Linked DNA regions of Mus musculus: all the other regions are linked to region 1. A link is a loop called in an ENCODE intact Hi-C map of the cell type or tissue named here. Cell type or tissue: left cerebral cortex. All regions are shown on one strand. Each heading gives the region's core, and the rest is flanking DNA. Links, peaks and the distances in the headings are about the cores only. Region 1 holds the start of Poc1b (POC1 centriolar protein B). Region 2 overlaps Gm20110 (predicted gene, 20110). Region 3 overlaps Poc1b (POC1 centriolar protein B).

What was found. Peaks named below come from ENCODE experiments on the same cell type or tissue, not always from the same donor. Only the 100,000 strongest peaks of a DNase experiment are listed, where the experiment ranks them.
Region 2: it touches region 1 in a loop (7-fold over the local background); 14 of 42 quality-filtered maps call a loop at or near these places.
Region 3: it touches region 1 in a loop (2.7-fold over the local background); 12 of 42 quality-filtered maps call a loop at or near these places.

The regions. Positions count from the first base shown.
Region 1 is chr10:99,104,051-99,114,761 of GRCm38, forward strand. It overlaps Poc1b (POC1 centriolar protein B), which reads left to right and starts at 3,032. Exons shown (of 12, transcript NM_027740.7): 1 at 3,032-3,173; 2 at 3,742-3,826. The coding sequence starts at 3,159. It overlaps Galnt4 (polypeptide N-acetylgalactosaminyltransferase 4), which reads left to right and starts at 4,085. Exons shown (of 1, transcript NM_015737.4): 1 at 4,085-9,197. The coding sequence starts at 4,365. The coding sequence ends at 6,101. In left cerebral cortex, for the core only: a CTCF peak has its summit at 4,039; DNase peaks (open chromatin) are centred at 2,780, 3,002, 3,387 and 4,059; H3K4me3 peaks cover 2,591 bases; H3K27ac peaks cover 1,926 bases.
Region 2 is chr10:99,609,774-99,620,484 of GRCm38, forward strand. The region is part of intron 1 of Gm20110 (predicted gene, 20110); the gene reads left to right. Among named protein-coding and RNA genes, the nearest start is that of Gm20110, 6.0 kb to the left of the region's middle. In left cerebral cortex, for the core only: a CTCF peak has its summit at 6,237 (motif pointing left); DNase peaks (open chromatin) are centred at 5,753, 6,210 and 8,028.
Region 3 is chr10:99,156,553-99,167,263 of GRCm38, forward strand. Poc1b (POC1 centriolar protein B) reads left to right here. Exons shown (of 12, transcript NM_027740.7): 10 at 8,317-8,397. Among named protein-coding and RNA genes, the nearest start is that of Galnt4, 54 kb to the left of the region's middle. In left cerebral cortex, for the core only: a CTCF peak has its summit at 5,577 (motif pointing right); a DNase peak (open chromatin) is centred at 5,585.

The DNA of each region.
Region 1 (10,711 bases), core at 1,821-6,820:
GGGTGGTCCACTGGAGGGTGAGAAAAAAACTAGTAGTTAGAATGATCCATCCTTCCCAGTAGCTACCAACTGCCAATAGCTCCTCAGTTTAGGGGTGGGGTCTAGAGAGCACCACCCACATCCACGCTATGCACCAGCTCCATCTTGTGCAGGTAACTGCAGCTACTACGCATGTGCAATAGCCACATCACAGGCCAGAGACTGCATTTCGTAGCATTCTCTCTAGTTGCTCTTTGGTGATGTTCCTCAACACTTAGGGAGTGTTGATATGGCATGTGATAAAGGTGTCCTGTGTAGGACAAGCATTCACAGACTCTTAGTCCCAGCACTTTGACCAATTGTGGGTCTCTGCACTGACTGCTGCCGACTGTAAAAGGCTGCTTCTCTGAGCAATGTTGTGAGTAGCCCAGGCCTATGAGTATAGACATAAACGCTTAAAAGGCAACTGGACAATGTGAGCATTTAGTATAGTTACAGTGGCAGGCTACAGTCCAGAGCCCATCTCTTCATCTATTTAATGTAAAGCATGTCTATTCATGAACTAAACCAGCAGTCCAGTTTTGTGTGCCACTGACCCTTAAATAGCTTACACAACATTATCGTGGCAACAGAGGACTGATACAAAAGGAACTCAGTGAGTAGCTGTGGAATACCTACCTACCACAGGTACAGGGATGGTTTACAGTGACAAAGAAGGGTGCTTTTATAACCTGCTTTACCTCCTGGCTTTCCGGCTTGCCTACCTTTAACAACTCGTTTGTGATAACTGAAGATTTCAAAATAGTACTCAATTAGAAAAAAAAAACCCTCCGTTTGTCTTTTCTTTGACTTCATCTCTCCAACCTCCTGTCTTTGAATCTGCTATGCCCAATATTAGATGTAGCTATGAGAGATCCAAAAGCCTTGATTTCTGGTTTTAACATTGGAGTATTTCCCTGTGATCAAATATACAAGAAATAAACATCCACTTATTCTGCTGACCTAATGCAAATCTAATCACACAACTTGGTGTGTGTGTGTGTGTGTGTGTGTGTGTGTGTGTGTGTGGCCTATTTATTTGTTCACAATTATCACATAACTTGCATGTATCAAAATTTCATCTGCTTTTATGGCCAAATGCTATTTCTATTATGTACATTTTATTTACCCACTCATTTGCTGGATATTAGTTGTCTCTCGTTTTTGCCTGCTGCTTCTAAGGCTGCAAACTCTAGTGAATACAGATGTTTGGTCCCTGTCTTGCTGGATCATGAGTAAATTATTTCATTTCTGAGTAAATGCCGTACTGTTTTTTCCCACAATTCCATACCACTTTTATGTTTAATTGGCATCCAAAACTAAACATTTTTTTAAAAGGGAAACATAGAATGGCAAAATCACAGGTTGCTGGTACCGATTCTCATTTCATTCTGTCTCTGCCTCATACACATATGAGAAGTGGAGACTGACTCTGTGTGTTCGAGTGCTGGAGATCAAATCCATGTTTTTCTGTGTTAACCATATTCTCTATCCCCGACCTACACCACTGCCCTCCATCACAGCAAGACCCTTAACACATCCCTTCCTCTATTAGAGCAACATTTTCCACGTACACAGCCAAGACTCCTATAGCAAAACCTAAGCAGTTTGTTATACCTGTAGGGCTCTAGGTTCTGCCCCATATATGCTGAATCAGCATCTTTGGCAACTAGCATCAATTATACTAAAACATGAGACTCCTTAAGGTAGAATACAGCAGGGTTGTCGTCTGTTTTTTATTTGCTTAACAGAGTTCATGTAGCTTAGACTGGCATCAAACTCACAGTATAGCCAAGGACAACCTTATGCCTCTGATCCTCCTGCCTCCACCTCCCCAGGGCTATAGTTACTGATGCCAGGTTGTGTTGATGAGGGCGCTGGGAATACAAGCAAGGGTTTAGTTCATTAGGCACTCTCCAACTGAGCTACATCCCAGTGCCAAGTTCTTGAGGGGAGGGAACTATGTTGGCATTCAGGGGTTTGTTTTGTTTATAACAAAGTTTAGCCCTTGGTGTCAAACATATAACAGATATTTAACATCCACCCATGTGTCAAACTAATACGGTATTGCACTTACATAATTGCTATATAGTGGTTAAGACTAAACGCAAATACAGCGAGGGAACCTGTAATTACTACACTTTTTATTTACACACAACATGTACCTTACCAGTTTATCACGACATTCCACTGCCAAGAAGTTGTGTTCCGTATGTAATTTTCAGCTGAGTCTTTTATGCTCCGGGGCAGGGTTTAATGCTGTTGTTTGTTGTCGAGGGGTATGAAGAAGCATCAAAATGTGGCCTTCCATGTACAAACTGCCACCGACAACATTCTCTAGCTTTGAAACCCTGTTGCTGAAGCACAAATGATAGTATGTGTGGGGAAAAAAAAAAGTCTAAAGTGGGGACCGTTATTGTAACCACGTGGTCTAGAAACTTTAAAGTTTCCAAGTCTTCCGACCACTTCAGGTGTGTGTGTGAGTTTAATAAGGCATATGCAAACAAGCGGTTGAGAACAGAATAAATCAAATAGATAATAGAATACTATTGAATAAAGAAAAACAGGGTGAACATGTGAATAAAATATTACCCATCATGTGCTGCCAGCATTTGTATCTATAGTACGTGCAAAACCAGTAATTGAACACAAGGAACTTAGTCCCGCTCAACGTCCTGTTACTGTCTAGCTTGTGCACCCAAGCTCCCCTCTCCGGAGTAGCCGAGTTGGGCGCCGTTCTCTTTAAGGTGTAATAGAATCCTGATTGCATCGATCACCGACTCTCCTCCGCTTCGCCACCACCGATCACATCTCTCTCTCTCTCCAAGTCCCAACCCGCTTCCCGACAACAACCCGGTAGTCCGCTACCTCCGAAGCTCGCGGGGCTCGCTGTGTGCGCGCGCGGCGGACCCCCCGCGGCGCGCTCCCGCCAGGCTCTCGGCTGTCGGCAGCGCGCGCGCGCGCGGCGTCTCGGGGCTCGTCTGGCCACGCCTGGAGCGCGGGCTTTGATTGGGCCGCCGTTGTTGTAGTGACCGGGAAGCGCCCGCACTCCAGTCTGACGGTTCCGGGCGCCGCACGGTCCCCCCTCGTCCCCACCCCTCCCTGGTCCCCCAAGGCCCCGGGCGCCGTCCGCTCCCCGCATGGCCTCCGGCCTGGTAAGGTCCCCGCCGCTACCGGAGCCGATCATCCTTGGGCGGCGGGACCGGGAGGAGGGGAACCACGCCGAGTCTGGCAGGCCTGGGAGGTAGCCCCGAGACCCGGAGCTCCGCAGCTCGCTCACCTCCCCGGAGCGGGACGCCGTGCCCGGGTTGAGCGGTGAGCGCTGCTCCCGGAGAGATCCCGGCGCTCGGGGCTGAGGCGGAGCTGGCTCCGGGACTCGCCGGCTGGGTTCCCGCGGCGCGCCTGCGTCAGAATCACCAGGGAGGTTTAAAGAGCGCGGGAGGCTTCGGCGAGCATCTGCAGCTCGGTGCGGTGGGCGGGTCCCTCGGCGGCTCGCCCTGGTGCCTGGGCTGGGGGTTCCTCCCGATGGTGGGGACCCCTCCGGATGGAAGCTGGGGCAGTGCCCGAGCCTCTCAGCCGGGTTGTAATGCCCACGCCTCTCTCGCTGCCCGCTGATGCTGCGGGGTCCTCCTCTTCGATCCCGGGGGACAGGCAACGTTGACGTCTGATGTCGAGAGCTGGAATTCTGCACCTGCTTTCAAACCTAACAACTTTCCATCCTAGGAGGATCCGATTCTGGAACGTTCTTTTAAAGGTCACAAAGCTGCCATCACCTCCGCTGACTTCAGCCCCAACTGCAAACAAATTGGTAAGTTGTTTTTGTTTTTGTTTTTCCTTTCTTTCTTCTTTCCTTTTCTGACAGTAACCAAAGCTCACTTGGCAGAAAGCCTTTCTTCCATCCCTGCCTGAGTGAGCCAGGCGCGATGGGATGTACCCGGCCACTCTGGGTCCCTGGGTCTTTGCTGGGTAAGGACTCGACTGGTCCCGGCCTGACAGACAACTTTCGTGAACTAACCACCAGGAGGAGTGAGTGGGAAGGGGAGGGGTTTGTGATCGGCCCGAGGAGGGTGGAGTATTGGCTGGAGAGTTTGTGAAAAGTTCTGAGACGAGCAGGAGGAAGTGGGGACCGACCAGTTGAGCACCACCAGAGGCCGGGGAGCGAGGGGGTCTCAAGTGACCCCTGGGAAACTCCGGTGTCGGAAAGGAGCCGAGCGCCTACATGAAAGGAGGAACCTTCTCGGAAGTTCGCCCCTACCTGAGCCGGGAACTCCAGCTTCAGGATCCGCGGCGCTTTCCCCGCGTGCTGGCTCGGTGGCCGCGTCTACACACGACCCGTGAGGATCCGGATGGCCGTGAGGTGGACCTGGGCAGGCAAGAGCTGCCTGCTGCTGGCCCTTTTAACACTGGCTTATATTCTGGTGGAGTTCTCAGTCTCCACTTTGTATGCCTCTCCAGGAGCCGGCGGTGCCAGGGAGCTGGGGCCAAGGCGGCTCCCGGACCTTGATACAAGGGAAGAGGATTTGTCTCAGCCTCTTTATATAAAGCCCCCTGCAGATTCCCATGCTCTTGGGGAATGGGGGAGAGCAAGCAAACTCCAGCTCAACGAGGGGGAACTGAAGCAGCAAGAAGAACTTATTGAGAGATATGCCATCAACATTTACCTCAGTGACAGGATCTCCCTGCACCGCCACATAGAGGATAAAAGAATGTATGAGTGTAAAGCCAAGAAGTTCCACTACAGGTCGCTCCCCACCACCTCCGTTATCATCGCCTTCTATAACGAAGCCTGGTCCACTCTGCTTCGGACCATTCACAGTGTTTTAGAAACTTCTCCAGCTGTGCTTTTAAAGGAGATCATCTTGGTGGATGACTTGAGTGATAGAATTTATTTGAAGGCGCAACTTGAAACTTACATCAGCAACCTGGAGAGAGTTCGCTTGATTAGAACCAATAAGAGAGAGGGGCTGGTCCGGGCCCGTCTAATTGGGGCCACTTTTGCCACCGGGGATGTCCTCACTTTCCTGGATTGTCACTGTGAGTGTAACACTGGTTGGTTGGAACCACTTTTGGAGAGGATCAGTAGAGACGAAACCGCAATCGTATGTCCTGTCATCGACACTATTGACTGGAACACTTTCGAATTCTACATGCAGACCGGGGAGCCCATGATTGGTGGGTTTGACTGGCGTTTGACCTTCCAGTGGCATTCTGTCCCCAAACATGAAAGGGACAGGCGAACGTCAAGAATTGACCCCATCAGGTCCCCCACCATGGCAGGAGGACTGTTTGCTGTCAGCAAGAAGTATTTTCAGTACCTGGGCACCTATGACACTGGCATGGAAGTCTGGGGAGGCGAAAACCTTGAGTTGTCTTTCAGGGTTTGGCAGTGTGGCGGCAAGCTGGAGATCCACCCATGCTCGCACGTGGGCCACGTGTTTCCCAAGCGCGCGCCCTATGCTCGCCCCAACTTCCTACAGAATACCGCGCGGGCGGCCGAAGTGTGGATGGATGAATACAAAGAGCATTTCTATAACCGAAACCCCCCAGCTCGGAAAGAGGCCTATGGCGATCTTTCTGAAAGGAAGTTACTAAGGGAACGGCTGAAATGTAAGAGCTTCGACTGGTATCTGAAAAATGTGTTCTCTAACTTACACGTCCCCGAGGATAGACCTGGCTGGCACGGAGCCATCCGCAGCATGGGCATCTCTTCCGAGTGCTTAGATTATAACGCTCCCGACAACAACCCTACGGGGGCTAATCTTTCGTTGTTTGGATGCCACGGTCAAGGAGGCAATCAGTTCTTTGAATATACTTCAAACAAAGAAATCAGATTCAATTCCGTGACTGAATTATGTGCAGAGGTCCCCCAACAAAAGGATTATGTAGGGATGCAAAACTGCCCCAAAGACGGGCTCCCAGTTCCAGTGAACATCATTTGGCATTTTAAAGAAGACGGAACGATTTTTCACCCTCACACAAGACTGTGTCTTAGTGCTTACCGGACAGCCGAGGGCCGACCTAGTGTCCATATGAAAACGTGTGATGCCCTTGATAAAAACCAGCTCTGGAGGTTTGAGAAATAGGCTAGCAGCAGAGCGCCTTCTCTTCGGGAGCTGACAGTAGCCTCCGGAAAGTCACCGTGCCCCAAGATGACTGTATTTTACCAGAAGTCACCTGGCAGCTGTCTGTAAGAACACTGGAAAGCCGTGGTTCATCTGGGGATATCACTCTGAAGCTGGGTACACAGAGCACCGCTGCTCAATATCTCAAAGTGCCTTCTTTGCTCTCGGGTTGTTTTATTTAAAAGCTTTGTCAATATGGTCTCCTGCAACTCCTTAAAGAAAGCTGCTGTGAACTGAGATACACAAAACACTGAAGTATGGGTGTAGCTTAGCAGTAGAATGCTTAGCTAGCATGTGCAAGACCCTGAGTCTGACCCACAGCACCACAAACTACATGCAAGACTTAATATTTAGAACATAAAAGTCCAGACAAAATGGGGTATGATTCATTCTGATTTGTAAATTCATTGCATGTACTTTTCTTTCTTCTTTTCTTTTCTCTTCTTTTCTTTATCAAAACATGTGAATGTGTAATTAGAACTATTACTTTCTGATTACATTCTTTCAGCCAGCACATTACATTTTAGGTTTTTAAAAACCAACTTGTCTTTGGTAAAATAAAAGTTGAAGAAATTTGATCTTGAGGAAAAGGCCTGGGGTTGATATATGTTTCATTGGAAGAGGGTCCTGGTCTTGAATGCAAGTTTGGAGGTCTTATTTTATTTTATTTTATTTTGAGATAGATCTTAGGCATCCCAGGCTGACCTTGAACTCCTGAGTCTTGCTTCCACCTCTCAAGTACTGGGATTACAGGCGTGTGCCACCACAGGTGGTTTGGAGGTCTTTCTTGGCAGACAGGTATCTCAGAAAGATAGTGGGACATTCACCTTCAGTTCTCTGTAACCGGGAGCCGTTGGAGTGAACTGGCCCATATCTCAACACCTCACATCACCCCGCTCTGTAAGCTGCATTCTCTGTGAACTTGTTTGTGAGTAATGGGGCATTTTCTGATTGCACCTCCTTAGTTATGGATGTCCTAGAATGAAGCTCATTCAGAAGGCTGGGCCTCCCGTCCTTAATGTCTAATGGTTTGAAGTCAACACAAGTGAGACTTCCCCAAAGCCAACCCCAAATGCCTTTACCGAAATGTGTGAAACTGAAGTGGGCCAGCCCAGTTCTGCAGAGAGTGTTCAACTCCCCTCAGAGTGGGCGCTGACCTGGAAATGGAGAGGCTTCCTCTTTATTGCAGTGGGGGAAAGGCTGTCTTGGTCATTGTTGATTGGTGCCTTGGAGCTCCTGGAAAGCACAAGGCAGCCGGGCACCTGGGCAGCTCTTACCTTGTGTGAGCAGATGTCTCAGCGGAAGGGGTTGTTTCTCTTGTTTGGGCCTCAGTTTCCTCTTCTGTCTCGCTGAGTTGGTCGGTGAGGATCCCTAAAGGTCGATTGCACCTCCCTCTGGGGCCCTCACCTCTATGCAACTTGGAGAGAAGCACTTCTGTGTCTTTCCTTTTAACGTGGGTGGTGCTGAGTAGCTGGTCAGTTTCAGTTTGGAAGATGGAAAGGCAATTTTTATATTTACATGAGCTGAGCTCCCCTGAAGTGGTGAGTTTCTCCCAGGATATCATGAGAGCTAGTTTTCTACTCATTTTATTTTGACAACGGTTAGACTGATTGTGCTTTTTTAAAAAAAAGTTTTCAACTTTCAAAGCAATTCTTTTGACTAAGAGTATAAATATTTCCCAAACTAAATTATTTCAGAAGTACACGTTTTGCCATATTTTGACTAGTTCCCTACTAACGTTTTATCCAGACAGCACAGCCCAAATTTTGGGAGTGAGTCTCAGGTTTTTGACTTTGATTTGAAAATGCATGTTCCATAGAGAACCAGCCCACAGGACTTCATAGGAAAGTTGTTTTCAGGGTTCACTTGTCAGGATGGAGAGGGGGAAGACTCTGAGTTTCAGTAGCTTGTTTAGGGTGACCATTGAAAACATGAAGGTTTGTGTGTACTTGTGGCTGTTTTGTTTCTCACTGATTCTTAGAATGAAAATCTCTTACTACTTTTTTGTAAGTTACCTAGCATCCTTACAGTTTATGGACCACCCACCTGGCTAGAGATTCCATGAGCAATGGTTGGCCCTGGGTTTTATTTAAGGGAAATATACATAAATGCTCATTCAGGAGGAAATTCTCCAACATGCATTCTCACCTCGCCCCATCCTTTTGCTGTTCTGGCTAAGCCCCGTGTCTGTCGCATGAGAGAATTAAATGGATGCAATTGAGAAGGGACCATTGAAAATACTTTTACTTAGTATCTCTGTGCCCCTAGCCAAAGAGAGACGAGGCTTTTAAGACTAGAGTATTCCCTCCTGTGTTACCTGTCTCTCTATAGGTGCTTATGGCCCCTCGGTCCTTTTTAGGCTGGTAGATTATTTCTGTCTGTAATTCAGAAGAATATAACTCAGAATACTATACATAATGAAGTAAACTGGAGTTGTGTTTTTATATGCAGACATGGTCCAATTTCATTCCAAAAGCACACCATAGTGAAACATGCAAGAGACGCTTTCACTTATTTCCAGTTTTTGGCCAACCACCCAAGTTCTCCATTTTGCTGTAGAATTTACATGTTTAAATGTTAGGAAAATATTTGATGAGCAAGGAGTTTCCCATTCTATTGTTTACTTAATCAGTCCTGTGAATAGATTGGCTCTATGAGCATCTTAGCACTTGTTTTATTTTTAAAATGGTAACAGAGTCATCAGAAGGGTCTCTCTAACCGTAAACACCTTGTTTGTAAGGGAAAGTGTGTTTATTCAGCCAGTAAATAGTAGGCTCTTGCATGTGCATTGATGTTAGCAGATTGAAATATTCCAGGCAAAGGATTTGTTTTTAAGTTGTATACTCTCAGTTATTTTATTGTCTCAGTTTTAATGAATAAAATTTAGATTTGACTTGTCTTTTGGAATTGCTGTTTTAACAAGATTTCTGAATGGGCACAAAGCTGAGGTCTAGATTTCTGTCTTTTGAGCGGTGACTGTTTCTTTTTGTTAATGGTGTCTGTAATATTGGCGAAGACATGCAATAAAATGTATGCCTAATTATTTTTGCAAACCAATTCTGATGATTTTAGTCTATGGCATTAATGTTTCTATGTACACATTAATGGGTGTGTGCGTGCGTGTGTGTGTGTGTGTGTGTGTGTGTGTGTGTGTGTGTGTGCGTGTGTGTGTGTGTGTGATAGTTCTATAACTGTGATAGTTTTGCTTACCTGAAAGTTCAGGCAGGATATAAGTCGGGCTTCCTGCCTGACCATCAGCCCAGAAGGAAGTGGTGTTAGTGCTATTATGAATTACGAACAAACTGGAAATGATAAGAATCTCTGGAGCCCATTTTGTCCACTATTCAAGGAAACAAGTGGGTCCCTGGGCACATGGGCACTCCTCCTTTCAAAACCTTGGGCTGAATAGAAAACATTTGACCCCTAAACCATGCAGCTGCACCCCTTCCCCTGTCCATAAGTGCAGTCCCTTTCCACCGGGAGCATGAGTGGTTTTTCTTTCTTCTGAGACAGGGTCCAACGAGCCCCAGATGCCCTCAGACTTGCCCTGCAACCAAGGGTGACCTTGAACTTCTGACCCTCTTGTTCCACCTCTTAACAAATTCCTTGTATCCTTGCCTCTCTCCAGTGAGATGTGTTGTCCTGAAGATGTTTATTCTGTGTACCCTGCTTGCATCAGATATATTGGGGCCCCATTCAAGGATAAGTATTAAGATATTTTAAGCACTTTTCTCGTTGTTATACACAAAGAGTTTCTGTAAATGCAGGTGCTCCTTCTCTAAGCAACTCGTAAGTTTGTTAGTCAGGTTGTATCTCCCTGTTTCAGTTGCATGAATATAAAGGGAAGAGTGGACAAATTGTTCACAGGGTATTTTTCATGGTTGTCAGGGCTTTGGAGAGGGAGGGAAAAGCCTGGGAAATCCCAGGCATCCCAAAGAGAGATTTTTGTAATGCATACATTAATTCTGCGGCTCAGGATTGGGTCAAGGGGGTGGGGGAGTCAGTTTATATCATTATTTCCTGGAAATTCTGAGGACCTACTGTCCAGCCCTTTGGCTAGAAGACAGAGAGTGCAAAAGCAGGGATGAGTGCCTTGGTCACATAGCTGTACCCCTGGCAGAAAGATCCTTATTATTTGCTAATAATAATCAGATTCATCTTTTCCCTTCTGCTCGGTTTTATGACTTGCCCAGGCTAGGTGGGGCACAATAACTCTTAATAGCTAAGAGGTGTCCCGGGCCGTCTGCTCAGGGTTTGAAGTCATTTGTTTGCAGTTCTCTAACCTATTCAAAACGGGGAAGGGAGGGACTGTTGGTTTAATAATCCTTTAGTTCATGCTTCCGTGTGCGAGGTGGTACAGGTGTGCTAGAGATGCATGTGTACAAGAGAACAAAACAGATGTCTTTCTAAAATGATATGAGGAGTTCACAGTCCAGTAGGAAAGACAAATATGCGAAGGAAACCCACAAATCCTTGTGTGACTGTCAACTATGACGGAATAGTCACGCTGAGGAAAAGGAGCAGGTTGCAGGCGGCAATCAAAATGGAGTACAAGATAAAGGAAGTAAGGT
Region 2 (10,711 bases), core at 3,592-8,591, 510 kb after region 1:
GAGACTCTGGGCCAATTAGAAGCAGACTTTCTTCCATCTTGTGATGAAATTGTTCACACACAGTGTTTGAAGATAGGCAGAGAAGAAAGATGGAGTCTCGTTTGTGACTCCATTGGGATGCCTAATTATTCTAGTAATACAAAGCTTGCAGCTTTTACTCTTTGAACTATTTTGAATAGAATTTTCAGAAAGAATGATAGTAAATAATATCTCCAAATGCGCATTAACCAAATTCTTTTCTTCATGTTCCAAAATGAGTTAAATGAAGCCTGGAAAGGTTACCTTGACTTAGTTAATCAACCTGACTTGAAGTCACATTGTAAAATTACATTCTCTCGTCTTCATGTTATTATCTTCTCTGTCAGCCTCTGCTGAAGAGGTCTGTAGCTGGGGAATGATGTTAAAAAAAAAAAAGAAAAGAAAGAAAGAAAGAAAAAGAAAAAAGGAAAAAAAATTAGGTCAAACTGGCTTCCTGAGAATGCTGGAACACCAAATATACCTGAGTTAGCTGAACTGCTTTTAACCCAAATTCACAGGATGCTTGCACAAATTTCAAGGGCATAAGATGCCAAACATAGAAAAGGAAGAGGAAGAGGAGGAGGAAGGAAGGCAGGAAGGAAGTTCTAAATAAACTAGAATTGTAACTATACATTATACAAGAATGGGCAGATTTGCTCAACGGCCCTTTAGCATTTCAGTTAAGGGCAATAGTAAACAATAAATAGAGTCTACCATTATGGCACGTCTACCAAAATGTCCTCTGCAGGGTAGGGGAGACAGGTTGCTGCAGTTTGAAATATCACCTGCATAAAAATGGAGCACCAATCTGAAGGTCTGGAACCTATGAATGAAATGTTTTCTAGCCTAAGAAAAAGAGGTTCCCTCTTCCATCCAGAGGGAGATGGAAGTTGGTCACTCCATCCTGCTTTATTTTCTCCCATTCTGTGTTAGTCCTGTCCCCTTTAACAGTGTGCTTCCCACCAACAATGAAGCTGAAACACATGATGTTTAAAATTGGAATATGTACAGAAGCAATTCCAAAATAGAACTGGATATGCACGAAGAGCAAACAGCTTGGTATGCCTCAGTAAACTTAGAATTAGTTTTTTATTTTATTTTTGTCATTTACCAAATATGTTAAAAACTAGTAAGATCCAGACATGATGGTACAAACCTATAATCTCATATCTAGGGGGTACAGAATTATGAGAAATTGCTAGCCTGGGCTACACAGTTCAGCCTAAAAAAACAATTAAATTGTGAAAACCAGACTAACATCCCTATGAGCTATGTACACAGTGAGAAAACCTGGCCACGTGACATTAAGGAGTATGACTCACGGAATCGGTGGCAACAAGATGTTTTTCCTAAGACAGTCATCAGTACTGATAAATCTCTTGGGTTTGATGAGCTCTTTTGCCTTATGTTTTTGTTGTATTTTTTTTCTTTTGAGACAAGTCTTACTCTGTAATTCAAAGATAGTCTAGAACTTTCTACGTATCCTAGGGTGGACTCTAACTCACAGTAATTCTCTGTCTTAGTCTCCCAAGGTCTGTGATAACGTGTGTAACATCCTGCCCTGTGTGTGTGTGCATGTGTGTGTAGTGTGTATGGTTATTGATTAGGGAGGTATATGTATGTGTGTGTGCATGTGTGTGTACAGTTATATGTGTGTCTGTGCATGTTGAAGTCAGAAGGCAACTTTGAGTATTGTCTTCAGGAGCTATCCACTCTTCTCTGTGAGATAGCATCTCTCACTGAAACCAGAGCTGGCTGATTAGCCTAGACTTGTAGGTTGGTGAAGTCCAGGATCTACCTATCTCTGCCACCCCAGGAATTGCAAGTGTAATATATATATATATGTTTAATGTGGGTACTGGGGGTCTGAACCAAGTCCTTATACTTGACTTATTAGCACATCACTGTTTGAGACACCTGTCTAGCCCTGCTTTACTTTTGTTGTTTTGTTTTTTCCTTCTTTCTTTCTTTCTTTCTTTCTTTCTTTCTTTCTTTCTTTCTTTCTTTCTTTCTTTCTTTCTTTCTTTCTTTCTTTCTTTCTTCCTTCCTTCCTTCCTTCCTTCCTTCCTTTCTTCCCTTCCTTCCTTCCTTCCTTCCTTCCTTCCTTCCTTCCTTCCTTCCTTCCTTCCTCCCTCCCTCCCTCCCTCCCTCCCTCCCTCCCTCCCTCCTCCTTCCTTCATTCCTCCCTTCTTCCTGCCTTCCTTTCTTTTTTCCTTTTCTTGTTTTCCTTTCCTGTGTGTGTGTGTGTGCATGTGTGCGTGTCTCTGTGTGTGAGTGTGCACACATGTGTGTGTGTACGTGTGTGTGTGTGTGTGTGTGTGTGTATTATGGCATCTGTACTATTATGTATGTCCTCCTTTCCCTAACTTAATTATTTCAGCCTACTCGATGCTGAGAAAAATGTGCCCATGTACTTTCTAACAGCTGTAGCTAACTAATTTTGAGGCTTTTATTTTCCCTTGTGGGATTATTTTACAATTTCTTGATGTGTTTCAGTAACTAGAAGTTTGAAGGCATTTTCTTTTTAGTGTTTATTTGTGAGGGTGATAGTTCGATAAGCATCTTTAATCATTTCTCTTAGTATACCTATCTAAGAACATTGTTAGGTTTTCAGTTATAGCATTGGTTGAGTTTGATATGTAAAATATTTAATTTGTGTTTGTGGCTTTTGCCCAAGGCATTCTGGGTAAGTGCTCCACTACTGAATTATACCATCAGCTCAAGAACTGTAACCTGATATGGAAACAAGGAGCTGTTTTCCATTGTGACAAACCATTTCATATCCTCACCAGCGGTATCTGAGCATCTGTGGATCTACATATTTACTTAGATTTACTGTTATCCAATGTCTCATTGTCTGTACACTTACTGGTTATGAAACCTAATTTATTTATTATTTTAATTTTGTTTCTTTAATAAAGTTGAACACATTGTATCTATTTTTAAAAATTAAAAAAATGTTATTTTTTGTGAGTATGCTTTTCATACATGTTCATCTGTCCACTACTTGTGTGCCTGATGCCCAAGGAGGTCAGAAGAAGGTGACAATGTGTGAATCCAGAGGTTTTCTTTCTAATCCACGAAACACACTTGTTTACGGCTGTTGCTTAGAAATTTCTGGTTTCTTTGGAGACTCGGTTGTGTCATGTGATGCTTTCCTGGAACCTGTCTTATGAGAGGATGTTTGGCTGAAGCAGACACACAAGAGGATGCTTTGGGGAGAACAGACACATAGTGCTTTCTGGAAACTCCCTGGGAAAAGGGCATGCGATGCTTTGCTAGAGCGGACACGTGAGAGGACAGGTGATTTTTGGAAAGAGTATAAGTATAACCCAACAGACAGTGGATGAGAGTGTGGCGTTGGTTCGCCTTGACACCCTTTGCTGATGATCTGACAGTGGTCATGGCTGATGCTAGTCTTCATTGACTGATGACGTTCTGGCATTGGCTCGGCTTGCCGTCTTCACCCATCACTGTTTGTTGTGACTCTGTAGAGAGAAATGCACCAAAGAACTTCTTGTGGTATCCCAGTGGCTTCTTGCTGCTCCTGTGGACTCAGGCCCATTTCCGGAGCCTTGCGGTTTCTTCTGGATAGAACATCCATTGCTAATTCATGAGTGGTGTTTGTGGATTGAGCTACCACTGCTGATTCACGTTACTGAACTGCTGACAATGACAATGAAGATTGGAATTGGCCTCCCAAAACTATTTCTAAACAGGCCCATGCCCCCAATTGTCCTATTAACCTTTCCTTTCCACTATCTTTGGTGGGTAGTGGGCTAGAAGAGAAGTAAAAGTGTTTAAGAACCCCTATTAAAGTAGGTTTTGAAAAATTAAGCCTATAGATGCCCATTTCCCTTTGGAGCTGTCTTTCCTTATTGAACTGGAAGTGTTTTTGAAACACATCCTGGCGTCTGTTTCCTTATCGATCTTGCACCACAGGTGCCTTTGGTTTGTAGCATTTTCTCTTTGCTTCCTTCCCAAAGCATTTAAGGATCTTGTAAACTTTAATATAATTGACTCAGTATTTCCATTGCGATTGGTACTCATTATTCTTCTTAAGGAAAGCCTCGTTGAATAAAATCTTTAATGTTCTAGAAACTTTATTTCCTCAGTCTCCATCTTATCTGAAATTAACCTTGATATATTGATATGGGATAGAGAATGATCTTTTCTCACATGATTAACTGACTTCCACTCCCTCTGGTTTGTGCTTTGGTCTTTCATATGCATGGTCTCACCCTGTTTCTATTCTGTTCTGTTAGCTAAAAAGATATGATTCTTTATAGGCATCTACTATCTACTTTATACTTTATAGGTATTCTACTTTTATAAAGACTCTAAAGTGACGGGGCATTTACTATTACTATTTTAATTTGAGAACACTTTGGCTTGACTTGTTCCCTTGAACTCTTGTTGATAGTCATTTCAATAGTAAGTTCTCAAATTCTTCCAAATGCATGCTCGGGATTCGGGTTTTCAGAAGGGCCAGTGCCAGAGCTTGCATGCAGCTTTCAAACCTGAGTCCTAGCTCGCTATCAGCCCTTTCTCCTGAGTCAGACATCAGTCCTTTCTAGAGTCCTGTACATTACCCTAGCTATACAGATGCCTGCTCTTTTGCCTCCATGAAGAGCTTCCATCAACAATGCTCCAATGAAGTGCCTTGAGAGCTGTTTGGCTATTTGCATGTTATGTGCATGATATTGTAAAAATTCCAGTCTTACCCACCTGCCTTCCCAGTGGTGAACCATCATCCTGCTGCTGGGAGCTATAAGTCACACTGCCTTCTTTTCATGTCTGTACTTTGTGAGGAGCTGTGGGCATGCACTCAGGAAGGAGCTCTCTGGACAGAAGGTTATGAGAATGCCTCATCTGCTTAAATGTCACTAGGTCCTCTTGTTATGCCCTCTTTCTGTGGGAAAACCAGAAGAACTCGAGAATTTCGAAGTCCACTGCAATTTGCAAAAGGGTCCTTTTATTTAGCTCGGGTGCTTTAACACTTGAAGAGTTAGAAAGTCTTTGAAAGCTAAGGGTGAAGGGGAGGGGAAGCCGGTTAGGTGAGTCTTAACTCAGACATGATACCATTTAGTAGGGCAGAAGTGCAAGGCTGGGAGGGGGACTAAAGAGTATCTTTTGTGGGGCTATCAGGAACTAGTTTTATGGCTGGCCATAAATGTCTGTGACCACTGATTACCTCTTTTCTATGATTTAAGCGTGGGGACCCTAATCTCTTTTCTTCAAGGATAGGCACCAGCTGCACCTGGTTATCTAGGAGAGTGCTGGCCCTGGAGCCACCGAAGCTGAGGAGCTTTTATTTGTCTTACTCAGGCTGTCACTCTCGACTCCTTGAGTCCTCTTGGAGTGGCTAAGGAGATGGAATGAACCCCTACATTTGATGCAAGGGGGTAGGAGGATCAAGGCTTCCAAGGGGCAGTGTAGAGGCAAATGGCAGAAGTAAGCCTTCTTCTCAGGGAAAGACCCTAGGGGGAAGGAGGACTTCTGCAGGAAGGTGCAGGAGCAAGCCATCTGTGCACCTCAGCCTCTCAGGCTGCTGTGCTAGTAAAAAATTCTACATGCTTCTCAGTACCTGGTGGTTTTTTCTATGTCCCTATTTGCCAACGCATATGTAACATCTTAGAAGTTTGGGCTTTCGTGTATTTCCCTTTGCATAATTCCTAAACGTTTTCCAATGCGAATTCTTCCTTATATGATTACGATCGTGAACAAGTTTGCTCTCCAGAACAGATTACCCTCAGTACACATGTGCCAATACAGGCAAGCAATTACACGTGCATACACAGATGCACACACATATACCACTGGCCTGTTTTCCTTATACATGCAAAGTATGCAGAAAGCTCTTTTCCCCCCGACAGACCTCTATCCACCTACCTTCTTTTCTTCATCTCCACTCAAACCTAGTGAGAGCTTGTTCCCCTCTTTCCCCCAAGTTCTACTGAATCCTGCTAACATGGAAAAGCATGGTCTGGTTTAATGGATATGAATATATGTTTGCAGTAGAAAAATGAGTTTTTTTTTAAAAAAATCAGATGATGAAGCTGCAAAATATAACTAACTGTAGGCAACGTGAACGAGCAGAAGAGTGGTACCCAAACTGACTTAGCTGAGTCCATTGTCTATGAACCCAGCCTATTCATGGCAGATGATGGAACGCCATCTGCTGGGTGCCTTGTTATTACTGGTCTCCAGACGTGTCTCTACTCTGCCACCTAGTGGCCTACCCTGCTGCTGCAGCACACACTTGCTCAGAAAGAAATTCAGGATTTAAACTGACATCCACTACTAACTAACCCCGGCAGCTCCCTTGAGATTTATAGTAAAGGGATTTCTTTCATCTACCCCGGGGTTTATGAGGGTAGGAGGATAATGTTTGGAGGTGTAACAAAATCGTCTCTAAATCTTACCGATGCAGTTCATACAGTATTAGTGTTGATTCATTGTTAAGGATCACTGTCATCTGTTGTTCAAGAACACTAACAAACCATTGATTCTGAGAAATGTGTTTAAACCTTAAAGGTAAATAATAAGTTAAAATGTATGCTTTCCTCCTCTCTATGGGGCTCCGTATGCCTCTCTGGGAACTTTTTGAGGTCTTCGTATTTTAATGTTGTATCCAGTTTGTCACACAGGCCCAATGGCATTAGAATAATCCCTCTGTGTCCCAGGGTATTGGTTCCAGGGCCAATCTACCATTATGTTGTTCTTTTTATATAAAATGGCATAGTATTTGCATATTAACCTGTGTAATCCTCCATCATGCTTAAAATCACTCTCAAGTAATTTATAATACTTAATATGTACAAATGCTATGTAAATAGTTGTCCTAATGCAATAAAGAAAAAGTCTCAGCCGGGCAGTGGTGGCGCACACCTTTAATCCCAGCACTTGGGAGGCAGAGGCAGGCAGATTTCTGAATTCGAGGCCAGCCTGGTCTACAGAGTGAGTTCCAGGACAGCCAGGGCTACACAGAGAAACCCTGTCTCAAAAAGACAAAAAGAAAAAAGAGAAAGTCTCTTTATGTGTGCTCAGTACAAAAGCAATAATATTTGAATACAATAATATTTGAATAAATACAATAATGTTCGAAGGTTGGCTGTGGCAATGCATGCCTGCAGTCCCAGCGATCAGGAGGCAGAAGCAGAGGATTCATTAAAATTTGAGACTAGTCTGGGCTCTCTAGGGAGTTCCAGAACAATTAGTCCTAGAAAACAAAAACAAAACGAACGGAGAACAGAAACATAATCCTCGTTTGTTTCGGTCTATCCATGTGGACATCAGGAATATGCAAGGTTACCCATATTCCATAAATATTTGTTGAGTGAGTAAAATAATTAACTTCTACCTATATGAATTGTGATTTAGTGTCAAGGAGACCAGATAAAGACTCCATTTCTGATATCAGACAAGAGTGTAATGGACTTCAAGCTTATAGATGACAACGTGAGCGAATGATATAGGAGATGAAGCATTTCAGATAATGTAAGCTAAAATAGAATGGCATTTGCTAGTTAAGATCATAAATCACTGGCCTTTTATCTTTCTAAATTTTAAAAGTTGTTTTTACACATTTACATGTAAAATACACAGGAACACATGCAAAAATATACAGAGCTACATATATTAAAAAGTAAGTATGGGTTTAACAAATATAAATGGTGTAGTTTTGATGGAATTCCTTGAGTTCAAGTTTTCTTGGTACGTAATGTGTGTAGGAGGTCATTTTGTGACATAGTCAGAAACCTAGAGAACTTTGCTTAGCACCCTGTCTTGGCTAAGGTTTCATGGCTGTGAAGAAGACACTGTGACCAAGGCAACTCTTATAAAGGAAACCATTTAATTGAATCAGTCCATTATCATCATGGCTGGGAGCATGGCAGCATGCAGGCAGATCTGGTGCTAGAGGAGCTGAGATTTCTACACCTTGATCTGAAGGCAGTAGAAGGAGATTGTGTGTCATACCGGGCAAAGCCTGCCTCCACAGTGACACACTTCCTCCAACAACGCAACACCTCCTAACAGTGCCACTCCTCGTAGGCCTATGGAGCCAATTACATTCAAGCTATAATAAACCCACAAAGCTGTCCACAGTATACATGTCTCACAGAGCTAAGATATTTCATCTTTTGTTCTTACAATCCTGCCTATCCACTCTTGTTTTTTTCTTTTCTTCTTTTTTTCTCTTCCTCCTCCACCACCACCTCCTCCTCCTCCTCCTCTTTCTCCTCCTCCTCCTCCTCTTTCTCCTCCTCCTCCTTCTCCCCCTCCCCTCCTCCTTCGAGATAGGATTTCTGTGTAGCCCAGGGTTGTCGTAGAACTCACTCTGTAGACCAGGCTAACCTTGAACTTACAGAGACCCTCCTGCCTCCACCTTTCGTGTGCTGGGATTAAAGGCATGCGCCACCACAGCCCGGTACAATCCTTGACTGTTGTCCTCAGTGCACATGTTTCTCTCGGTTATAGTCCAAGAAATGGGTCAAAAGTATGTATGTATTTAAAATTTTGGTGACATAAGCCTATGTTAATTACAGATTGATATATCAAATGACAGAAGTCTTTCCCACTGGTATGGTTAGTGAAACTGATATGTATTTGTGAAGTATTTGACATAATCCCACTTGATGAGACAGAGTCAATTTTCTCCATTTTAATACTTGTTTGAGCATCTTGTTGACACTGGCTGGGCTCCCTTCCCTCTTGTCCCCCCTCCTGTCCCTACCCCATCCCATCCCCTCATCCCTCTCCCCCATTTCCCACCCCCCTAAGAATTCTAAGCCATGCCTGACTCCTAGGAGGGGCTCCTCCGTAAAGAGGAGGCTGTACAGTGGTAATGATACACATGGCGTGTCTGCTTTACAGCACTGCATTGAACAAGGTTTTTATGTGGGTAGAAATGTACACCCATTTTAGTAAAAGTATTAAAGATGTACTAAGCAGACTAAAACTAGCTAAGGCTTCATGGCTCAGAAATAATTAGCATTATCTTTTCGGTTTATATCTTGCCAGCAATAGATTACTTTAAACAATGTTGGGGCTTTGCTACAGCAGTAGTATGCAATCTGTTCTCCCCCACACTTAAAAACATATAAATTTCCTGTCATATCAATATGACATCTCTTCAAAGTTTGGCTGACACAACACATAAACATTTACAACTTTCCATTGACTCCGAAAATTTACAAGGACCTGTGCGTTCGATTTGATTGTGATTACGAACGAATCCAAGGCGGAGAAGCTGAAGGACATGTTTGTGTTTTCTCAGGCACTGAGTAAGAGATCTTCTTTTACTAAGTACCGGCTGCATTCTAAATGATTTGTAACGTATGTGATAAATACGTAATTCTCATCACAACCACTTTCCTAGGCAAGTCCAGTACCACTGACACCAACTCGCAGAGATTCCAGGAGACTGGAGAGCTGGCAGAAGACGCAGAGCCTGCAAATGACGAGGTCTCATTTAGAACGCTTAATGCCTGTAATTGATGTCCCCTGCTCCCCGGTTTACATCTTTTCTTCTTTGTTCAGAGCGTCCAATTTTTCTTCTTTTTAAAATTGCTACTTAAAAGTGTTCGTGTTTTTGCCTCCCCAGTCAAAATAATGTCACATGTGAATTCGGCTCCAAGAGCTACTGAGTTTTTATTCACTTTAAAATTGTATTGAGAGTAATTTCCATGGGGAATTAAATAGAATTCTTCAATTGTTCTCGCTGCTTACAACAGTCCAGTGACCCGTGTCTGTGTTTATTCTTTTTTTATTAACAGAAACGGAACTTTCAGGGAGGGAATAGCCTGGGCTGTCTTTGACCACTAAGGCTAGAGCGCCATCTGTCGGCGATAGAGCGCTAAGGCATTTACTGTGTGACCATCTCAACCACTCACAATCACCATCCTGCCTGAGAGGAAAATTCCCCATTCTAGCAAGCTTTGACCAATCCGGAGCTGAGAGTAGGAACGAATGAGAATCCTTTAGATCTGACTTTAAATTTTAGTTTGAGAGGAAAATTTTACTAGAATATATTTTATACATGGAAACTGTATTTTTATCATATGCTTCCCCCTCTCACACCCCAGGTACCCCCTCCCCCCAGCACATCCGACCCCTTCATGGCCTCTCCAATTTGTTTTGTAACCCTCGTACTGCGTGCTGGGATGCTGAGTGATCTCAGAGGCAATATCTTGTAGAAGTCTTGTGTGGGTAACCAGGTGTCACGTCCAGAAGAGAGCACGTCACAGCATCCGCGTCATCCTATGATTCTTAAATTCCCCTCCCGCATAGGCAACATTCTCTGAACCTTGGACAAAAGATGACATAGTCATCCCTTTTAGGGGAAAACATTCAATAATCTTTTATCTCAGAACCTTGGCCAGTTATGAGTTTCCATATTAGCTATGAACCACTGCACTATTTGGATATTCAGAGCACCGCTAGCCCGTGTGTATATATAAATAAACACCCGGGAGGCAGTTTGACGATGGGTCCCTGTAGCAAGTGAAGGGTAGTTCTCCCCTAGGGCCTATGGCCTCCTGAACCATGAGCTTTTGGCCAGGTTTGCAGTAGTAGGCAGGAGAGAACTCCTGCGTAGCAGACCTCAAATCCAATCAGAATGCAGATGTTCCCGTAACCTTTGTGCCACTTCCTGGATCAGTGGGCAAGTCTAGCTTGGCTCATTGGTATT
Region 3 (10,711 bases), core at 2,849-7,848, 54 kb after region 1:
CTTCTAAGTGGCTTGGAAATAGAGCTAAAAGTTATGTTGCAAATAATAGAAATGAGGAATTAAATCCGAGGCTGTAGAGTGAGTTTGCTTCCTAGCCGGTCACTTTAGGGAGGGTGTTTGATGGCCATCATGAGAGTGGGACCAAAAGGCAAATGTTCTTATGATAACTATTGAAACAGGTTTCCAGAGGCCTTTTATAGCCGAACAAACCCCACCTATGAACATTTTTATAAGGTATTTATTATTACATTTAATAATTGAGACCATTTTGTTTGTGTCTGTGTGTGTGTGTGTGTGCGCACACACACACACAATGTTTGTTGGAGTCTCACTTTCTATAGTACCCTAGCCTTGATGGCTACTTTTCTTACCTTTACAGGCCAACAAGGTGGCTCACTGGGTAAAGGCACTTGCCACACTAAGCCTGACACTATCGAAGTTCAATTCCCGGAGTATCCACAAGGTGGACTGCCATACATTGTCCTCTGACTTAAACACATGCATGCACACTTGCACATGTGCGTGCGCACATGCTGGCACACACACACACACTGTTCCTTATTGAATAAATTTTTTAATAGTTTCTCTTTCTGGGAATGGTTTGTTGGAGCCTCATTTTATATAGTACACTGGCCTTGATGTTCTTTGCCAGTGAGCTCTTTTATTTTGGTCCATTGATTTGAGTTTTCTCCCTTCAGAGAAAAACTCATTTTGCTTAGTCCTTAGCTCACGTTAGTCTCATAGTCTGCGTCGTCTGACTCTCTTTAAGTCTGCTTCTGTCCCAAGAGCGTCCTGTTCATTTGAGGTTGTTTTTTCTTTGTTATTACAGAGTCTGCTTCTGTCCCAAGAGCGTCCTGTTCATTTGAGGTTGTTTTTTCTTTGTTATTACAGAGCTTTGATTTTAGAATATTTATTTTGCTTTCTTCCTTTTCTTATCTCCCACTATTAATTTATTCATTCATTTTACATCCCGATCATAATATATGTTTTTTGTTGTTTGGGTTTTGTGACTTGGTCTCTTGTCCTTACACTGGCCTTGAACTCACTGCGTTTTGGAGGATGACCTTGAACTCCTAATCTTTGCCAGTGCTTGCCAAGTGCTCAGATAACAGGCTGCTGCCTGCCGGGCGGTGATGGCGCACACCTTTAATCCCAGCACTAGGGAGGCAGAGGCAGGTGGATTTCTGAGTTCGAGGCCAGCCTGGTCTACAGAGTGAGTTCCAGGACAGCCAGGGCTACACAGAGAAACCCTGTTTCAAAAAAAAAAAAAACAGGCTTCTGCCACCAGCACCCCGACCCGAGTGCTGACGTAAACTGACCGCAGCCCATGTCATTTCGTCACTCCCAGTCCACCTTCTCCTCCCCACCTCGCCGCTTCCTTGGCTTTGGTTTCGTTACTGTCTGTCTCAGGCCTTTCTCCTACTCTCTTGAAGCATGCATACTTCGTGCTCTGTGTGTTTGCCTTTCCTCACTGGATTTGAAGAAGGGCTCTCAGTACTAACTCAAACTGACCTCACACTCCTTGTCCCCAAGTGCTGGGACTTCCATCGTTCACAACAACACCTAGGAGATTGTTTCTTAAATTTTGTCTAACCCAGATATATATATATATGTATGTATATGTATATATATGTGTGTGTGTATATATATATATATATGGATTTCTACTGTTGTTTCTTGTCAATAGTGTTGATTTTCAATTGTTTTTTTTTTATAATTTTTATCTTTTTGGATAATCATTGGAGTATTAAACCACTGTGCCTACATGCGTGCCTATGTGTGTGTGTGTGTGTGTGTGTGTGTGTGTGTGTGTGTGTGCGCGCGCGCGAGCATGATCATGCATGCATGCATGTGTGTACGTGTGATGCTGGGAATCCAGCGCAAGGCCTCTTACATGCTACAGTGACCCACCACAGAGCTACATTAGCCCTCATTTACTCTTTCACTCTTTGAACAAGAGAATATAATTTTTTAAATAATTACTATTTCCTGTGTATGGGGGTTTTGCCTGCATGCATGTCTGTCCACCATGCAGTGCCCTTAGAAGCCAGACGAGGGTGTCACATTCCTTGTGACTGGAGTTACAGATGGTTGTGAGCCAGAATGTGGGCACTGGGAATTGAACCCAGGACCTCTAGAAGAGCAGCCAGTGCTCTTACCATTGAGCCATCTCTCCAGCCCAAGAAGAAATTTTTTTCCTCAGTTGTTATAGTTGTTATGTGTATCTGTTGGCTTTTTATAATACATTCATACAAAGTAAATACATATATATTATATATAATTTTTTTTCTTGACTGTCCTTTTCTTGTGTTACCAAAGTAGTGTTTTGATTTTTACTTTAGCACTTCTATGACTTAGCAGGGCTTGATCAGTGTGAAGAATACCCGCCCCTCCCCAGCCCTGTCATTTACCCAGCACCCAGCCAAGTGCTGTATTATAGAGCTACAGGTCCCAGTTGAGTGTATTTCCCTGGCATTGTGCTGTCCGGGCCCAGAGACTCAAGCTGTTTCCTCTGTGATTTACCATCAGCCCTGGTCCATTTTAGAGAGCTAGACTTTAAAATGTTCACAAGGTGACTGGATGGCTTGCTCTGACTCTGTAGCTGAGAACCCTGAAAGCAGCTCCTTTGTGTGGTTCGGTCAGGCTGACCCAGGCTGCGCAGAGACGCGCTCGGCTGTGCTTTTCACGTGTGCACTGACACGTCTATTAAAAGCTGCCTTTTCATTATGGAGCTAGAGGGCAGTTGTACGGCACATAATTCAGAGAATGTGCCTGAACATTTTGTGTGGGCCTGAGGAAGTTGGCCTTAGGTGCCCAGTTTAAATCACCTGTAGGTCCTGAGAGCTGTTTGAGTTAACTGTCTTGTATGACTGACTTTTGAAAAATACTTCCAGATGCTGAGCCAGAGAAGTAAAAGGATTCTGCGTATAAACTGCGAGTCATCTTGTTTTAAAAATGAAACTCACAATAAAGCAAAGTATAATGGTTTTTGTACAGAGCATATTTTAACATTATAAAAAATAATTGGATATCAAGTTATTTTTAAAGTCTTCATGTTAGTGACTATAGATCCCTTGAAGAAAGAAAAAACTGCTTAATTTAAAACTAAAACTGTCCCACAGATGTGATTTAGATTAGACAAGAAATACTGTGCTCACTTATGAGAAATCATACTTTAAAATAATTCTCTTTCAAAGCTTTAGGAAGGTGCACTTCAATTAAAACGGAAAACATTCTGTGTTCAGAATTTTTTAAAAATATAAAATTATGTCTTTTTAACAAATAGAATTGAAGTAATTTCTCTTCTTTTTGCAGTAGCTATGAGTGTTGGGTTTTTGAGATTAGAGCAGTATAGACTCCCTATGATTTATATCTTATTATGTTTTCTTAACCTTCTGCGTGGAATTGTTTGGCCTTTGCAAAGGCCACTGGCTTGCTAGCATTTGTCTTATTTGTATGAAAGAACAAAACCCATTAGAGTCTCAGATCTCTGCTACTGCCAACCAGATGTAGAAATACTAATCCTTACACGAATAGAGGAATGGCAGCCAGATTGTTCTGCAAATCCACCAGAGGAAGCCACGAGAAAAAGACATGGAACATAGAAGCCTCGTATGTGAACGCCCCTCTGTGTCCCCTCCTTGTTCTGCGGACAGACGTGTTGCTGAAGCCCTCCATCCTCATTACAGTTAAGGAAAGAACACTGTCTTTCCATGTTGTTGGGAAGGCCAAGTTTTCACACGGGTGTCTTGCTCTAGCCTATTTGAATTAAGAGTAGTTTATGTCAACTTCCTCAGCAGGCCACAAGCAAGAGCTTCACCGTACTGTTCCAGGAAAAAAATGCTTTCCCTTCAAAGGGTATTCACATGACATTTGAATGGCGCTGCCCTATGTAGTCCAGTCTACTTCTCATTTGCATATTTGGAAGGTGTGGTGGTTTGAATATGCTTGGCCCAGGGAATGGCACTATTTGGAGGTGTGGCCTTGTTGGTAGGTTTGGCCTTGTTGGAGGATGTTTGTCACTGTCAGGTGGGCTGTTTTTTTGTTTTTTTGTTTTTGGTTTTTCGAGACAGGGTTTCTCTGTATAGCCCTGTAGGCCATCCTCCTAGCTGCCTGTGAGCAGCAGTCTTCTGTTTGCTTTTATTTATTTTATATATATGAATACACTATACCTGTCTTCAGACACACCAGAAGAGGGCATCAGATCCCATTATAGATGGTTGTGAGCCACCATGTAGTTGCTGGGAATTGAACTCAGGACCTCTGGAAGAGCAGTCAGTGCTCTTAACCGCTGAGCCATCTCTCGAGCCCCCTCCTGGTTTGTCTTTGGAACCTTATGTAGCACTCTCAGCTCCTCCTACACTATGCCTGCCTGGACACTGCCATACTTCTGATGATAATGGACTGAACATCAGAACCAGTAAGCCAGCAGCAGTTAAACATTGTCCTTTATAAGAGTTGCCTTGGTCATGGTAAAACCCTAAGACAGTGGGGAACCCAGCAAGCCTCCTAAGGGATCATGATAGATCCTCGTGAGACTGGGGGGTCACATAGTTGTTCTAGCCTTACGGAATATTAGCAGGGAGAGCAGTGAAGTCAAAATCATTAATGAAATCATTCTCTTGATTGCCTTCAACTTCAGAATGGCCACTTGAGTAGCAACATCATCTATAGGTTACGTATGAAATTCTATGTTACTTAGCAGGACAGAACAATCTTTTTATATAACTAAATATTTTATAGTTCATTGGTGAAAATTCTGTCATGATGAATAGAATAGAAATCCTCAAATCTTAGATCATGGTTTCCCTTAATCTGCTAATAAGGTTAAAAACATTACCATTGAGGGTGAAAATAGGATTTCCTGTCTACCAATTCTATATTTTAATTCTAGCTGAACTGTATACATATTGTTTTGAGGCGCTTATGTGGCACTAGTAATAATAAGAAGAAGAACATGTAAGCCTGTACAGTATTTTTCCATGACTTCCATTGAAAGTCAGTAATGTTTTTATTCACATGAAAATTCAGGTCAGTAGATGCAAAAGCTAGTAGCTGGCAGTGCCCAAGGTGCAGCCCTGGCACCGTGGCTCATTGTGCAGCTCTGCCCATCTATTGCCGTGCTTCGGTTTAATAAGAGCTCAAATCTGGTTCTGTCAGCAGACACTGAGGTCCCAGCTTTAAGGGCTCGTGCCCTGCCCTTCGGGAAGCATTACAGACTATGTTAGTGTGCGCGTTCCTGAGCTCTTCGGTGATGTAGACCCTTAGGTCGGGAGCGTGGTTACCTTCAAGATTCTATACAACCTTCTCGCTCATAACTCTCCATTGTCCCCCTGTTCAGGTAATGAGAGCCCAACTCTCAATCCGTCCCATTTCAAGGCCACTTGGTTTATGAGACAGCAATTGTTCTTCAGTGTAGTAAAACACTATTAGTTAAGTAAATTACAAACTTGTAGGAAGTCAACAATTTTCTACAGGAGGGGCCTATTCTTTCCTTGGTTAGGACTTAAACTTTCAGAGCAGTTTCTCTTTCAGGAGCAAAGCAAAATTGATGAGCTTCTCTATACCTGCACTAGGTGGCGCTAGAGAAAAGACTACCGTGGCTCTCTGGCCCCTCACCTAAGACTAAAAGGCATAAAGGAGGCCCATGTACGTCTGCTTCACAGGGACGGTGGAGGAGGTGTTGGCTTTCTGCTGGAAAATGGCTGGAAGGAAGACGTGTTGGCCAACTGGGCCAGCTGTCCTCCATCATTCTTGTACACAAATCTATCCCCCCTTTACTGTGTCTTGGAGTCGGGCACCTCCACTGTCACACAGTGGGCTGAATAATCATAAGATGTATTTCTAAAACAACAGCTAGGGGACTGAGCATGGTGGCACATGCACCTGTAATCCCAACACTCGGGAGTCAAAGGGAAGGGGACCTAGACTGAGGCCAGCTTCCGGTGCATAGCCATGGTGAGATGGATCCCCAATGCAAAACCAGGCCAGCAAGCTATCTCAGCAGTTAAAGAGAGGCTTCTGCAGCACAGCCTGCCAACCTGAGTCCACTCCCGGGATCCACGTGGTGGAAAGAAAGAATCCAAAGCTCACCGATTGTCCTTCAACCTCCACACATGTGCCATGGTGCAGTCCCATGTGTAAGAGTGCACACACTCACATGTACAAATATCTAAATCTAGTAATCTAATCGTCACAACAGCACCGCCCCCTCAAGCCTGAGTGCTTTAAATCCAGCAGTCGGCTCTTCTTGCCTAGGGCTCGGCCCACTGTTAGAACAATGTCCAGCAACTCCCCCAGATGGGTCTCTCTAAAGCACTTAGACTCCAGCCTCGAGGTTTTCCCAGATTTCTTTGTAATTTGGCCTTTGTCAACTGCTCATTTGCACCATGGCTCTGCTTAGCCGGTTTGGAGGAAGGCTTGGGATGGGGGGGGGGGGGGGGAATGGGGAGGACTCTTTTAGCTCACCCTGTCTCTGGGACTTGTTTTCTAAAGTGTATTTTGTTTTTATTTTGGTGTTTGTTGAGCAGCTGTGTCAAGCTGTGTTTCCTTTCTAAATCCTTTGTCACTGAGCAGCCAGCTAGGGTTTTCTTCTGGCCCTGAGTGCTGTCCCGTTGGCTCTGCTGTCTGGCTTCTCTTTGGCTCTCTCCTTAGAACTGAGAACGGTTGTGTTTTCTTTGGTTTGCCTTGGGGCCTTTGAATTTAGAAGTAGTTCCTCTTGGAGGTGCTCATCGACCCAGGAACTCGTTCCCCTTTCCCTGCAATTTTACTGCATACGTATTTTCAAATCTATAATTAAATACTCTCTAGCTTTGAATGGTCAGAAAGTCTTGGTAAATGGGGTTGTGTTGAGTTTGTTTTCCTGTAACTTGCCTTTTTATTTCGTATAAAAACCCTGAGAGGGCTGGTGAGATGGCTTAGTGGTTAAGAGCACCGACTGCTCTTCCGAAGGTCCCGAGTTCAAATCCCAGCAACCACATGGTGGCTCACAACCATCCATAACGAAATCTGATGCCCTCTTCTGGAGTATCTGAGGAAAGCTACAGTGTACTTACATATAATAAATAAATAAATCTTTAAAAAAAAAACCCTGAGATGTTTATATAACGTGAACTGACACATTTATATGTGTACGGAGCCTTGTGTCTCAGTGGCTTTACCTCGCAGGCAGTCTCTACAGTTACAAAGGGCCGTGCGCGCTGCTGACAGTATGGAGCACTCCTGTGTTAGCAATGGTGCTTCTTGCCATTTTCACTGCTGCAGAGAACCTCTGACGGTTTCACTTCTGAGATTTGTTTTTCCATGGGATTTCTGTTGTCTACATTTCCGTGTATAAGCTTGCGTACAGATATTAGATATTCTGCTTTTCCGGTATTCGACCTCATAATGATCCTCACAGTGACACAGCTCTCCCACAGCATCCGTGATCGATCACAGACGCATCCCCCTTGCTTGCAGCTTTTGCTTTTCCGGGTTTTCAGATGCTGTTCTCCACCTCTGGTTGGAATAATAACCGTAAATTTTTTGTTCTTGCTGGTTTTACCGTTTGATCATCACGTTTGGGTTCTACATATCTCCTGCCGACCCTTGCTAGCCGGGATCCGTGGACCTAGCCAGTTCTTAAAACGGTCCATCATCCTTGTCTATAGACAGATGCCATTGAATCTTATGGTGTTTGTTTCCCACCCACGCCTTGCTCTTCTTCCAAACCATCCACAGTACAACTTTCTGTTTACTTGAAACTTTCGAGTCAATGAAGTCTTAGTCTTTCCCATGAATTCCTGGTGGGTTTTCTTCAGTACTTTCGAAACTGTCCGTATTTTAACGTCATGTTAAAATCCACTTGGGTCTGTGTGTTGAGTGGGGCTGGCAGTGCTCTTTGGTTCTCTTGGTGAGGCTGAGGGCTCAGAAGTAGGTCCTGTTTAGCTCTCCATTGGTAGTCACTGAGTTTTTAAATGAAACTTTATCATTTCCTCTCTGATTCATACATCTTAACATTGTATTTCTTTTTCTTGTTTTAATGTACTGGCTAGGATATTTTCTGCATCTCTTGAGGTGGGTCTTTCTATTTTAATATTCCTCTGTAGGTGAATTGCATTGCTTTTAGAATGTGAAAATGGCCATTTCCTGCTTAACTGCAACATTGTCGATAGTGTGTACATTGGTAGGCTTAGTGAAACCATATTTTGCCAGTATCTGTGCCTTATCCATGAGTATATGCTTTATTTTTAGAATAGATTATAAATACTTCTCTTTTTTTAGTATTGGTCCTTATGACAGAGGATGTCCCGTTGACTTATTCATGTGTGCACACAGATTAATCCCAAGCGTGAGGTGATGGATTTGCAGAGCTCGTCTCCCCCCGTGGTGGATGTCCTTTCTTTCGATTCAACCACAGTAAGTAGTCTTTCTCTAACTTAAGCGGTGCTGCACCATTTGTCACAGTCTATTTCCTTACAAAGTGAAAGAATCGGGGATAAAGCGTGAGCTCGGTGGCCTAACCTTTCAGCACAGCAAGGCTGTATACAAAGTCATTTCTACGTTTCTAAAATACCACCAGGGGGAGCAGCAGCCATTTCCAGAACAGTTTTACCTTGGAATATCTTAAACTCAGTCGAACTCACCCTCCCTGTACCCCTGCCCCCCTTGTTTCCTGCTCACTTCCCCCCGCCCCCCTATTTCCTGCCCCCCCTGTCCCCTACCTCCTGCCTACCCTGTTCCCTGCTCCCTTCTCCCCCATCCTCTGCCCCCTATCCCCTGCTCCCTGTCCTGGGGTACTACCCTGCTGTCATAGAGAAGACTGTACTGCCCTAAAAATGGCAGTTCCTCTGCTTTGTTTATGTTACTCTCTTGATGGATTACCCAGAAATAAAGTATCTCTACTACTTACAATTTTGTTTATAAAAATGATCCGTATATGTTGCGCATCTGAAGGTTTCAGAGACAGTTTGAGCCATCTACCTTCTGTGTCTGCCCTCTCTTCTACACAAATCACAGTAACGCTGCTGATTAGCACAAGCCCTGCTCTGAGAGCAGGAAGAACAGTGTTGCCTGTGACCACACTGACACCACGCTGTCCATTTAGTTCAGTATTGTGGGTAAAATTTTAAAGAAACACAGCCTGACATATAGACTCAAGTAGATGCCAAGAAGCAAATCTAGCGCAAAGGAGTTCTGCCTGTCCCCAGGAAGCACTGCAGTCCTGCAGCTATGAAGGGTCCTCTCAGAGTTAGTGCCAGTGAGAATGTTCTTCTCTGAGAAGACGCAGCAGCGAGAGCCACATAGCAGCAAGCAGGCCCTCACTGTGAAGGGAAGGCACGAGTCTGTGGTGGAGCTGATCTGGGCACTTACCGTGCTCACATCCACAAACCCTCAGCATTTCTGCACGAATGAGTGACTTGTCCAATTAAATTTATCTAAACATTAGCTAGCTAGCTAAAACTTGGCACAGTGCTCTCCCTATAGTTAGTCTTCAATGAACTTGACACACCCCATGCCTCTGACCCCATATGTCCCAGTGAGCTGACTTTGTATTCTGTAGATAAGGTAGCTTGGGAAGTCACCAGCAGGCTCGACTTTAGTGCTCCTGACTTAGAAACTGTCTCAGAGTTTTCCTTCTCTTTTTGAGACTCACTCCCCCTGCCGGTACCCTTTAAGCTTTGCAAAGACTCCTGACTTGGGGCTAGAGAGGTGGCTCATCAGTTAAGAGCACTGGCTACTTTTCCAGAGGTCCTGAGTTCAATTCCCAGCAACCACATGGTGGCTCACAACCATCTGTAATGGGATTGATGCCCTCTTCTGGTGTGTCTGAAGAGAGCAACAGTGTACTCATATTTTAAAAACAAAAAACAAAGAAACCAAGTTTGCTCTGAAGGTGGGCCTGTCACCAGCTAGAGCAAAAGGGTACTTATCCCTTGACGGTAACCCAGAAGAACCAGAATCAGCTAGTTTATGTGGTATTTGTGGGACTGTGATGAAGGAGTGTCATCCACAAGAGGGGAGCACTAAGTAGAACAGTCAGTCATCCACAAGAGGGGAGCACTAGCCTGAGTAATGTGAAGCTGCCTTTATGTAACAAAGCCAGTCGAACACCAGTGACTTCACTTTAGAGTAGCAAAGCCAAACATCGTGGCACATTCTAATTTAGAGTTCAGGAGTCAGGGGCAGGAGGGTTTTGAGTTTGAGGCTAGCATGAATTATATAGTAAGACTATGAAAGGCAAAGGGCTGGGAGTGTGTGCCTGTAGCAGTTTGGCTAGCACATAGAAGCTACACTAAGGTGAGTCTTAGCTATCCTCTAATGTCTCACTATAGAGGAGAAATTAAGGCATACAAAGTAACTGTTGGTATCTTTGTGGCTTGTACTTCTGTCTCTAATGCCTGACAGAAATTTTGATATAATATTTGGATACCAAAATCAGTTGTAAGCTGGGCATGGTGGCACACGCCTTTAATCCCAGCACTTGGGAGGCAGAGGCAGGTGGATTTCTGAGTTCGAGACCAGCCTGGTCTACAAAGTGAGTTCCAGGACAGCCAGGGCTATACAGAGAAACCCTGTCTCGAAAAAAACAAACCAAACAAACAAACAAACAAACAAAAAATCAGTTGTTACCAGTCTATATTTTTAAACCTTGGTTGTACCACCCCCAAATAATTCTCTGCAAAAGTATTGGCTATCATGTAGTCATGGTTTTAGAATGTTTATCGCCTCA